Regions from separate parts of the Homo sapiens genome. Here region 1 is linked to region 2. The links are chromatin loops, found by intact Hi-C in ENCODE. Cell type or tissue: PC-3. All regions are shown on one strand. Links, peaks and the distances in the headings refer to the core of each region. The heading gives the core; the rest is flanking DNA.

Region 1 (5,392 bases), core at 276-5,275, 77 kb before region 2:
GAGTGTCTGGCTTTTCAAGGTGAATGGTGCAAGCTGTTGGTCAATCTATCATTCTGCAGTCTGGAGGACAGTGGCCCTCCTCTCACAGATCCACTAGGTGGTGCCCAAGTAGGGACTCTGTGTGGGGGCTTTCACCCCACATTTCCCTTCCTCACTGACCAGCAGAGGTTCTTCATGAGGGCCAAGCTGCTGAAGCAAACTTCTGCCCGGGCATCTAGGCATTTCCATACATCCTTTGAAATCTAGATGGAGTTTTCCAAACCATAGTTCTTGACTTTTGTGCACCCACAGGCTCAACATCATGTGGAAGCTGCCAAGCCTTGAGGCTTGCACCCTCTGAAGCCACAGCCTAAACTCTACGTTGGGCCCTTTCAGCCATGGCTGGAGCAGCTGGGATGCAGGGCACCAAGTCCCTAGACTACACACAGCACCAGGACCCTGGACCCGGCCTATGAAACTCTATTTTCCTTCTAGACCTCTAGGCCTGTGATGGGATGGGCTGCCGCAAAGAAAGATCTCTGACATGCCCTGGAGACATTTTCCACATTGTCTTGGGGATTAACATTCAGCTGCTCGTTTCTTATGCAAATTTCTGCAGCGGGCTTGAATTTCTCCTCAGAAAATGGGATTTTCTTTTCTATTGCATTGTCAGGCTGCACATCTTCCAAACTTTTATGCTATGCTTCCCTTATAAAACTGAATGCTTTTAACAGCACCCAAATCACTTCTTGAACGCTTTGCTACTTAGAAATTTTTTTCTGCCGGATATCCTAAATCATCTCTCTCAAGTTCAAAGTTCCAAAATCTCTAGAACGGGGACAAAATGTCACCAGTCTCTTTACTAAAACTTAACAAGAGTCACCTTTGCTCCAGTTCCCAATAAGTTCCTCATCTCCATCTGAGACCACCTCAGTCTGGATTTCATTGTCCATATCATTGTCAGCATTTTGGCCAAAGCCTTTCTACAAGTCTCTAGGGAGTTCCAAACTTTTCCACATTTCCCTGCCTTCTTCTGAGCCCTCCAAACTGTTCCAGCCTCTGCCAGTTACCCAGTCCCAAAGCTGCTTCCACATTTTCAGGTATCTTTTCTGCAGCCCCACTCTACTGGTAACAATTTACTGTATTAGTTCCTTTTCATGCTGCTAATAAAGACATGCCTGAGACTGGGCAATTTACAGAAGAAAGAGGTTTAATTGGACTTACAGTTCCGTGTGGCTGGGGAAGCCTCACAATCATGGTGGAAGGCAAGGAAGAGCATGTCTTCCATGGATGGCAGCAGGCAAAAAGAGAAATGAACTTGTGGAGGGGAACTCTTCTTTATAAAACCATCAGATCTTGTGAGACTTATTCACTATCATGAGAACAGCATGGAAAAAAACTTACCTCCATGATTCAATTGCCTCCCACTGGGTCCTTCCCACAACATGGGGGAATTCAAGATGAGATTTGGGTGGGGAACCAGCCAAGCCATATCAAGTATCCTCGGTATAAAAGAGAAGCAAGCAGGAGGTATCAAGGTAGATGAAGTGAAAGGAGAAAAGATTAGGACCTTCACATCCTGGGAAGAGAGTGGTTACAGTGGAAAATCATGGAGTCTAGGTATCTGGGAAGGAAAACGAAGCCAGGAGAGAGACAAACAGCTGTGAGGAGAGGATGAGCTGTACTGGGAGCAAGTGAGTAAGAGCCAGAAGAAAAAGACCTGTGGCTCAAGATTGGTCCATCAGAGCCTGTGTTTGTTCTTATGGCTGCTCTACCAAATGACCATCAACTTAGCAGCTTGCAGCAAACATGTTTATTCTCTTACATTTCTGAAAGTCAGGAGTCTAAGATGGATTGAGAGGGCTTGTTCCTGTTGGAGGCTCTAAGGGAAAATCTCTTTTTTGTCCTTTCCAGCTTCTACAGGCTGCCTGTGATCTTTGGCTTATGGCACCACATGCTCCAACCTCTGCTTCTGTGGTCACATCTCTTTCTCCCACCTTGACCCTCCTGCCTTTTTTTTTTTTTTTTGATGGAGTCTCTCTCTGTCACCAGGCTGGAGTGCAGTGGGGCGATCTCGGCTCACTGCAACCTCCACCTCCTGGGTTCAAGTGATTCTCCTGCCTCAGCCTCCCAAGTAGCTGGGATTACAGGCGTGTGCCACCACACCCAGCTAATTTTTGCATTTTTAGTAGAGATGGGGTTTCACCATGTTGGCCAGGATGGTCTGCCTTCTTCTTAAAATGGCCCTGTGATTACTTTGAGCCTCCGCAGTTATCTAGGAGAAACTTCCCATCTCAAGACCCTTAACTTAGTCTTATCTTTTGTTTCTTTTACCAAGTAAAACAACATACCCACAGGTTCTGGGGGTCCAGATGTGAACATATTTTGGTGGAAGGGGGCATTATGTGACCTACTACAGAGGCTACATGCCTAAAGATGAAAATGTTTTTGTGGTAATAAAGTCTGGGTGTGGCCAGATGAGTTTCTGAAATAGGGTCTGGATAACCTAGGGCTAGGGTTGAAGGAGACATTTTGAGTCTATGTTTTGGAGAAGGATGATCTACATGGTCAAGGAAGTCACTAATGTTAGGGTAGAGAGGACTAGGATCTTGGTACAAATGTTCTCAGTAAGTGAGAAGAATGACCAGGAAGTTGGAAGGTGATGTAATACGAGGAGTGATATGGTTTGGCTCTGTGTCCCCACCCAAATCTCATGTAGCACTGTGATCCTGAGTTTTGGAGGTGGGGCCTGGTGGGAGGTGATTGGATCATGGGGGTGGTTTCTAATGAGTTAGCACCGTCACCCTAGCGCTGTTTCGTGATAGAGTTCTCGTGGGATCTGGTTGTTTAAAAGTGTGTAGTGCCTCCCCCTTTACTCTCTCTCTCCTGCTGTCTTATGAAGATATGCTTCCTTCCCCTTTGCCTTCTGCCATGATTTTAAGTTCCCTGAGGCCTCCCCAGCCATGCCGAACTGTGAGTCAATTAAATCTCTTTTCTTCTTAAATTACCCAGTCTAAGGTAGTTCTTTATAGCAATATGAGAACAGAGTAATACAAGGAGTAAAGAAAGTATGGTGATACCAAAAGAAAAGAAGGAAATTGTGTGTAATTTGGGAAAGAATCATCTAAAAGCATCCATGAAGAACTAGGATATTGGCAGGAGCATCTCCACATCCTGCCTTAGGCGCGGTGATGGAGCAAAATAGCCACCAGAGGGCAGCAGAAAGTATGGCATCTTAAGGAGAAACTGCATCTTACTTATTCATTTGTCAGTCCCATGTCTATCCATTCACCCCACGAGGATTAAGCCAGATATTGGGAATTCAAACATGGTCTTTATATAGTTTATCTTCTTAAAGAATTCACAGTCTAATGCAAGAGATGGATATTGACACAATGTAAAAAGTGCTATAATCAAAATATGTCAAAATATGGGAAGGCAGAAAATTAGGAACAGTTGCACAGAAGAGATGACTTTTGAGCTGGCCTTAAAGGGTGGGTTGAATTTCCCATAAAGACAAGAGTAACAGGCCCGGCGCGGTGGCTCACGCCTGTAATCCCAGCACTTTGGGAGGCCGAGGCGGGTGGATCACCAAGTCAAGAGATCGAGACCATCCTGGCCAACATGGTGAAACCCCGTCTCTACTAAAAATACAAAAATTAGCTGGGTGTGGTGGCGCGCCTGTAGTCCCAGCTACTCGGGAAGCTGAGGCAGGAGAATTGCTTGAACCTGGGAGGCAGAAGTTGCAGTGAGCTGAGATCGTGCCACTGCACTCCAGCATAGCGACAGAGTGAGAGTCCGTCTCAAACATAAATAAATAAATAAATAAATAATAAAAAAAGGTTAAAAAAAAAAGACAAGAGTAACAGGTCGTACTAGGAATAAGGGAGACATGAGAAATACTGAGTAAGCTCCCATACTTGTTTGCTACGGCTCAGAACAAACTACTACATGCTGGGTGGTTTAAACAACAGAAATTTATTTCTCACAGTTCTGGAGGCTGGAAGTCTAAGATCAAGGTGTTGGCAGATTTGGTTTCTCCTGAGGCCTCCCTTCTTGCCTAGCAGAAGGCCACCTCTTCAGCGTCTTCCCTCTGTGCACACGCATCCCTGGTGACTCTTCCTCTTCTTATAGGGATACAGTCATATTCGATTAGGGCTCACCCATAAGACCTTATTTAATCCTAATTACCTCTTTACATGCCTATCTCCAAATAGAGCCACATTCTGAGGTATACTGAGGGCTATGGCTTCAACATATGAGTTTTGAAGGGACAGGGTTCAGTTCATACTACCTCTTTTCTATCTGTGGGTTATGTGAATGGTCATATTTTGATTATGAGGATACTAAAAAGGAAGATAATAATCTTGATAGTTCCCAATATTTTTTTTCATTTCATTCAAAAGTGGAAACAGCACTGAACTACAAGTTAAGGAGATCCAGGCTTAACTTCCTCATCTGGCTGCATACAATACTAAATGCTCGAATAGCCCTTCCCTCTGCAGAACAACCAGACACTGAATAGGAAACAGTTATTGATGAGTTAATGGGCTCAAATGAGGACACAAAATAGGTGAGAAGTCCAAGGTACACTATCCCATCCCACTCTAAAAACAAAACTATTAAATAAGAGCAAAACGAAACAGAAAACAACTCTGAGATGAGGATAGAACTGTCAGTGGAGAGCAGATGAAAGGAGCAGGGTGGCCCCAGGGACAGACGTCCTTATCAGATCTGTAATTCAGGTTCTGAGCCTTGTTCCAGCAGGAGGAGGTGAAACTGAGCCCCTGACTCCACTTGGAGCCACAATCCTTGAAGAGGTTTGAAGAAGTTCCAGGTCAGTGGCATTTCCAAGCTTCTGGAAGACACAAAAGAAATCCATTCTGGAAGAAAATATTCTCATGGTAAGACCATGAAATAAGCACACATTTAATATAGAGTACTATGAACTCTAAATCCAAGACCATCAATTATGAGAAGGAAGGCTAACATGAGTGAGAATCAGAAAAAATAAACAACAGATTGAGAACACAAGGACTGTGGATATGAATATTGTCTGCTGCTTAAGATAGAAGATCCATGTATGAGCTCAAAATGAATGAAATACAAGTATGTTCTAACAATAACAGATTGTCAAAGATGCCCATACAGTTTCAAAACATAGCCAAATGAAACTTTTATAAATGAAAAATAGGACTACTGAAATAAAATACTTAATGTATGTGTTAAATAGTTGATTATATATAGCCAAAGAAAAAATTAATGACCTACAGTATTTGTTGAAAGAAATTATTTAGGCTATAGCATAGAGAACTAGGGAACTGAATATATGAAAGAAAAATGAAGAGAAATGAATGCTAAAATAAAAATTCTAATATTTATATGATCAAGAGTTCCAGGAAGATAATAAAGA
Region 2 (5,392 bases), core at 281-5,280:
AGAGTTCCAGGATTGATCCATGTATTAAATATCAGTAAAGCTTATATGCTATTTTTTAGGTAAAAGAATTAAAAGACACAAGATTCAGCTGGCCAACTTACCTTTTCTGTCTTATCTTCTGCTACTCCCCTTGAAACACTCTGTTGTTCCCTTGAAATTGTATATTTGTCTTTGTTTTTATAGACTTCTGCTTTCCTGCCTATGTGCTTTTCCTTATGTTTTTGCCTCCATTTGAGGCCACTGCTCTTAAATTATTTCAAAAGAGAAAGAACTATTCTTATTCATTCATTCACTTACTAACTTATTTGTATATGTCCCCAATCCCAAATTTCATTTTTTTAATTCATTCTTCATTGGCAATCATTCTAATGTATTTGGTATGTATCATTCATTTATATGTCATTTTAAAAAGTGTGTTTTGTTTTGTGTGTCTGTGTTTTTATTCTATGGAAATAATGGTAAGTTGTGGATCTCATTTTGTTTCATTTACTTAGCACTGAAGTGCCAGTCATGGTGCTCTGTGAACATCTAGTTCATTCTTTCTAAATGCTTCATCAAACTCCACGTGTATCCACCAAACTTGGTCTATCCACTTTTCCAGTTAGTGATGGACACTCGGATTGTGCTGAATCCCTATCACCATAAACAAGGCTGCAACAGACATGGCTATGTATGTCACTTGTGGACCTGTGGGAGAATTTCTTTGGTCTACACACCTGTGAGTGTAATTGCTGGGTTGTAAAATATATGTAAGCTTGACTTGACTAGGTGCCGACAGATAGATCTTGAGAATATCTGCACCATTCTTCTCCTAGCAGGAGGGTATGTAGGGTCCTCTATCCCTACACTCTACCGATAGTTGAGACTGCTTATTTTTTACATTCTAACTAAATTAACAGGGATAAGATACTGTTTCATTACTGTTTTCATTTGCTCCTGTGATGACTAATGAATTTGAATGTCTCTTGATTTACATATTAGCTGTTGGTTTTATTGCTTATTCATATTTTTGCCCATTTTTTTCTTTTGGTTTATCTGTCTTGTTGACTTAATCCTTACATGTTTGCATATTGCCAGTTTTGGATATTGTTGATAAAAGATTATCTCTCTTTATCCACTCTTCCTCTATTAAACAAAAACACTTAATTTTTTTAATAGAGGAAATAGTCATTTTAAAGACAGGTTTGCCTTTGCATGTAAGCTTTTCAAGTTTTTAAAAAGAGTTATTTCTTGACTCTGCATTGCAAACATGTACTCTGACATTTTCTTCTATTGATTTTCTATTTCATCTTTCATCAATCTCTCTGGATTTTACTTTTATATGTGATTTTAGTTAAGAATCCAATTTTATTTTCTTCCTAATGCCATAAATAAAACAACCTCTCTTTCACCTTTGATTTTTGCTGTTATACTTCTACATTTATTGTGATTTAAATTTTCATGTATACATGATCTTTCTCTAAGTTCAATGCTTTGTTCTATTGTTCTATTTGTCCATCTGTTCTTAAATCACTACCCATTTATTTTATTACTACATGTTGGGATAGGAAGTCTGCCATGGGCCCTGGAAATCCCTGAACATTCCTGCTGAGAATGCCAAACTGCAAGACTTATCTGTCTCCTGAAACTGAGCAGTTTCTGTAGCTGGTCGTACAGGCAGCCAAGTAGGTCAAGCAACCATAGTATGACTATTTGTCATTCTCTGGTGGCTGGGAGGGAGAGGGAGAGGGAGAGGAGGAGAGGAGGAGAGAAGGAGAGACTCTCCTGTTTGCTGCTTACTCTGAATGGTGCTGTACCCATCTGAGTGGGGCTGCTTGATCATTGTCTTGCATCACTTTTATCACTCCTGTTTCTAAATGTAAAATTGTAATAATTAGTATTGATGTTTTATGTGTATGTGCCATGAATTCTCGTAAAATCCATGGGTGATTGTCCCGATTGAAAGGAGCTACTTGTAGAGAAATTATCATAGACAGTGGATCATCAACTAGTTTCCCAGTTCCTCTGTTGATGTACAACAGAAAGCAGGAAGAATTCTTGGAAGAGAAAAGGGAATCACAGTCATTGGGTCTGTAAACCCCATGGACCCTTCTGAACCATGGATATGTGCTACTGTTAACTGTGCTCATTGGACTAATATGAGTGAATATTTTGTCAACACTCGAATGTGTGTATTCTGCAATTGTTGAGTGGAATATTCTGTGAATATCAATCATTTCAAGTTGTTGATAGTGCTCTTCAAGACTTGTTTATGCTTTCTCTAATCTTCTGCCTATCTTATCTATCAGTTACTGATTGAGGAGTGTTTAGAGCTCTCATTTTAATTGTGTATTTGTCTATTTCTCATTTCAGCTCTTTGTTTGCTTCATATATTTTGAATCTGCTATTAGATGCATATACATTTAAATTTTTAAAATAAATTAACAATTTTATCCTTAGGAAATATTCCTCTTTATCTCTGGTAACAAGACTTGTTCTGAAGTCTGCATCATCTGATATTATCTTAGGCATTGCAGCTTCCTTTCATTTAGTGCGTGCATGGCATGCCTCTTTCTATCCTTTCACTTTTAACTTAACCATGTGTTTATATTTAAAGTGGGTTTCTTGCAGATCATATTTAGTTATTATTTTAAGTCCAATTTGAGAATCTCTGGCTTTAAATGGGAGTGTTTACACCAAGGGTCAACAAATGTTTTCTGTAAAGGGCCAGACAGAACAAATGTTAGGCTTTTGGGATCATATGGTCTCTGTTGAAATCACACAACTCTGCTATTATAGCATGAAAGCAGCACAGATAACACAAGAATGAATGGGCGTGGCTGTGTTTCAATACAATGGAACGTTATAAAAAATGATGATGGGCTGTATTTGGCCCATGGGACATAGCTTGCTGACTCATGGTTTAGACCCTTCACATGTAAAGTAAATATTGTCATAGTCAAGTTTAAATCACTCACTTTGTTGTTTGTTTTCAGTTTGACTCATGTGTTATTCATTTCCTACCATCCCCTGCCACCTTCCATATCCTTTGGATTGTGTATTTTTAGGATTCCATTTTATCTCCATTTTTCAATGTATTATCTGTACCTCTTTGTGTTATTATTAAATGATTGCTCTGTGGTTTACTATATACATACCACAGTCTACCTTAATATTACAGCACTTTATAGATAGTAAAAGAATCTTAAATACTTTCACCCCCCCAGCATTTTATGTGATTTTTTGTCATACATTTACTTTATTTAAATTATAAGACCTCCAGTGCATTGCCACTACTTTTGTTTGATGCAATCAGTTATCTTTTTTAAGACAGTGATCCCAGGCCTGCTGTGTTAACTTGCTTTTTTTGCACAAGTGCAATAAAGGATGTATTCTTTTTCAACTAGAGTCTCACAAGATAAGTTCTGCCAAAAATGATTTATGTGACCCTTTTCTCAATTTTCCCTCAGGCAGGATACAACCAATGCCTTTCTAAATGTATAGGAGCCAAGTTAACTCATTACATATAACAAATGTATTATGTAATGTACTTTACATATTATAAAATGTAATACTATACAAAATACAATAGTTTACTATATATAATAAATGCATTAGGGTTTGTCTTCCAGAATCTGGGTTGAATTGGTGGGGTACATTGAAAACTGGAATGCACTATACAAGCTTAGCATGACCTGATATAATAAGAGCAACGTTATCTATCATTTATCTATTAGACCAAGAGCGTCTCTGCCACTCTTCCATATTCCATGGTAGGTGAAGTAATGGCTCTCCAAAGATGTCCATGCCTCTGGAACCTGTGAATATATGACCATACACTGCAAAAGAAACTTTGGAGATGTGATTCAGGTTAAGGACCTTATGCTGGAAAAACTATCCTGAATTATCCAGGTGGGCCCAATGTAATCACATGAATCCTTAAAAATGGAGGATCTCTTCTGACTGTAGGCAAAGAGAGGTGTGACTGAAAAAGTGTGTCTGAGGCATCAAAGCTTCTGGCTTTGAAGATGGAGGAGAGGGTCACAAGTCAAGGAATGTGAGCTGTCTTTAGAAGCTGGAGAAGTGAGGAAACACTTTCTCTCAGGGCATCTCAGTGAGACCTGTGTTAGACTTGTAATTTACAAAATGCTGAGAGATAATACATTTTTATTGTTAAAATTACATTTGGGCTAATTTGTTGCAGCAGCAATAGCAATACACCTTCTTTTTTCAGAAATGATGACCCTATCAGGGAGGATGATTTATCCATTAGGCATTGTTGATAGTGCTTTGGTAGTAGGGATTCATGAGAAGCTACTGGGGGAGTATTCACTGTGTGTGTCAAAAAATGGTTATTGGGGATAATAATGAATGAGACTGAGATTGTGAGCATGTAGGGAAGTCCCTAAATACCTGCAGTATTATCAGTGAACATTTCTTTAAAAATACTTAACATGTTTATCTATATTTATACTTTCAAATGAAGAAAACTCAAAGGCATTTGTCCAATACTTTTTGTAAGTAACTTAACCTTTCTGGATATGTTTACTTGCCTATAAAGTAGAAATACTATGCCTCTCCATAACCTATCTCAAAATTCTTGGCATCAACTCAGTTAAGGTATGTATAAGATCTTTGAAAGAACAGATCCTATCCAGGTGGCTCCATGTTTACTCAGTGTGTGCCATGCTTCAGAAATAGTGGTGCCGTGTATGAGCATGTCAGGTTTAATCATCCACCCGATTGCTGTCCCAAGGCTGAGTGTTGTGATCGCAATGCTGCTATTGGCACTTGTTCTTATGAAATCTCTGTGTCTCCCACGTGAAAAATTGTTTTGTTAAATACGCAATTCTGGATTGATCTGTCTGTCCGTCTATCTATCTATCTATCTATCTATCTATCTATCTATCTATCTATCTATCTATGTATCTTCAGTGCTCAGATGGTATTTAATTATCTGATGGCTTCCATAGGATAAAGTTAGCTCTAAGGCTAAGTTCCTCCTTTGCAGATCATCAGTACTTTCTCTGGCTGATTTTAAGATCTTTCTGACTTTGTGTTCTGGTGACAACATTGTGTGCACACATAGATTTCTTTTTATTTGCCCTGCGTGGAATATATAGTGTTTTTAAAACCTCTATAATCAAGACTTTTATTTGTTCATGGAAGATTAGGAAGATTCTTATTAGGAAGATTCTAGCCATTATTTCTTGCCACTCCTTCTGGAACTCCAGTTAGCTGTGTGTTGCATTGTTTATTCTATCCCTCCATTTCTCTTAACTTCCTTTTGGTATTTTCTTTTTTTTCCTGTGTAATTTACTCATATATAAATTCTGGGTAATTTATTCAGATATACCTCCCAATACACCAAATTATTCATTATGCAGTGGGCTTTTCCCATTTGAGTTCAATA

What was found. Peaks named below come from ENCODE experiments on the same cell type or tissue, not always from the same donor. Only the 100,000 strongest peaks of a DNase experiment are listed, where the experiment ranks them.
Region 1: a loop joins it to region 2, with 5 times the contacts of the local background. A loop is called at or near these places in 2 of 110 quality-filtered maps.

What each region holds. Positions count from the first base shown.
Region 1 is chr11:130,920,296-130,925,687 of GRCh38, forward strand. No RefSeq gene overlaps it. Among named protein-coding and RNA genes, the nearest start is that of SNX19, 6.5 kb to the left of the region's middle. In PC-3, for the core only: a CTCF peak has its summit at 3,189 (motif pointing right); a DNase peak (open chromatin) is centred at 3,196; H3K27me3 peaks cover 2,532 bases.
Region 2 is chr11:130,997,658-131,003,049 of GRCh38, forward strand. No RefSeq gene overlaps it. Among named protein-coding and RNA genes, the nearest start is that of SNX19, 84 kb to the left of the region's middle. RefSeq lists an enhancer at 1,110-2,309. In PC-3, for the core only: no CTCF peak of the experiment used is centred there; DNase peaks (open chromatin) are centred at 1,664 and 2,894; H3K4me3 peaks cover 1,314 bases; H3K27ac peaks cover 2,411 bases.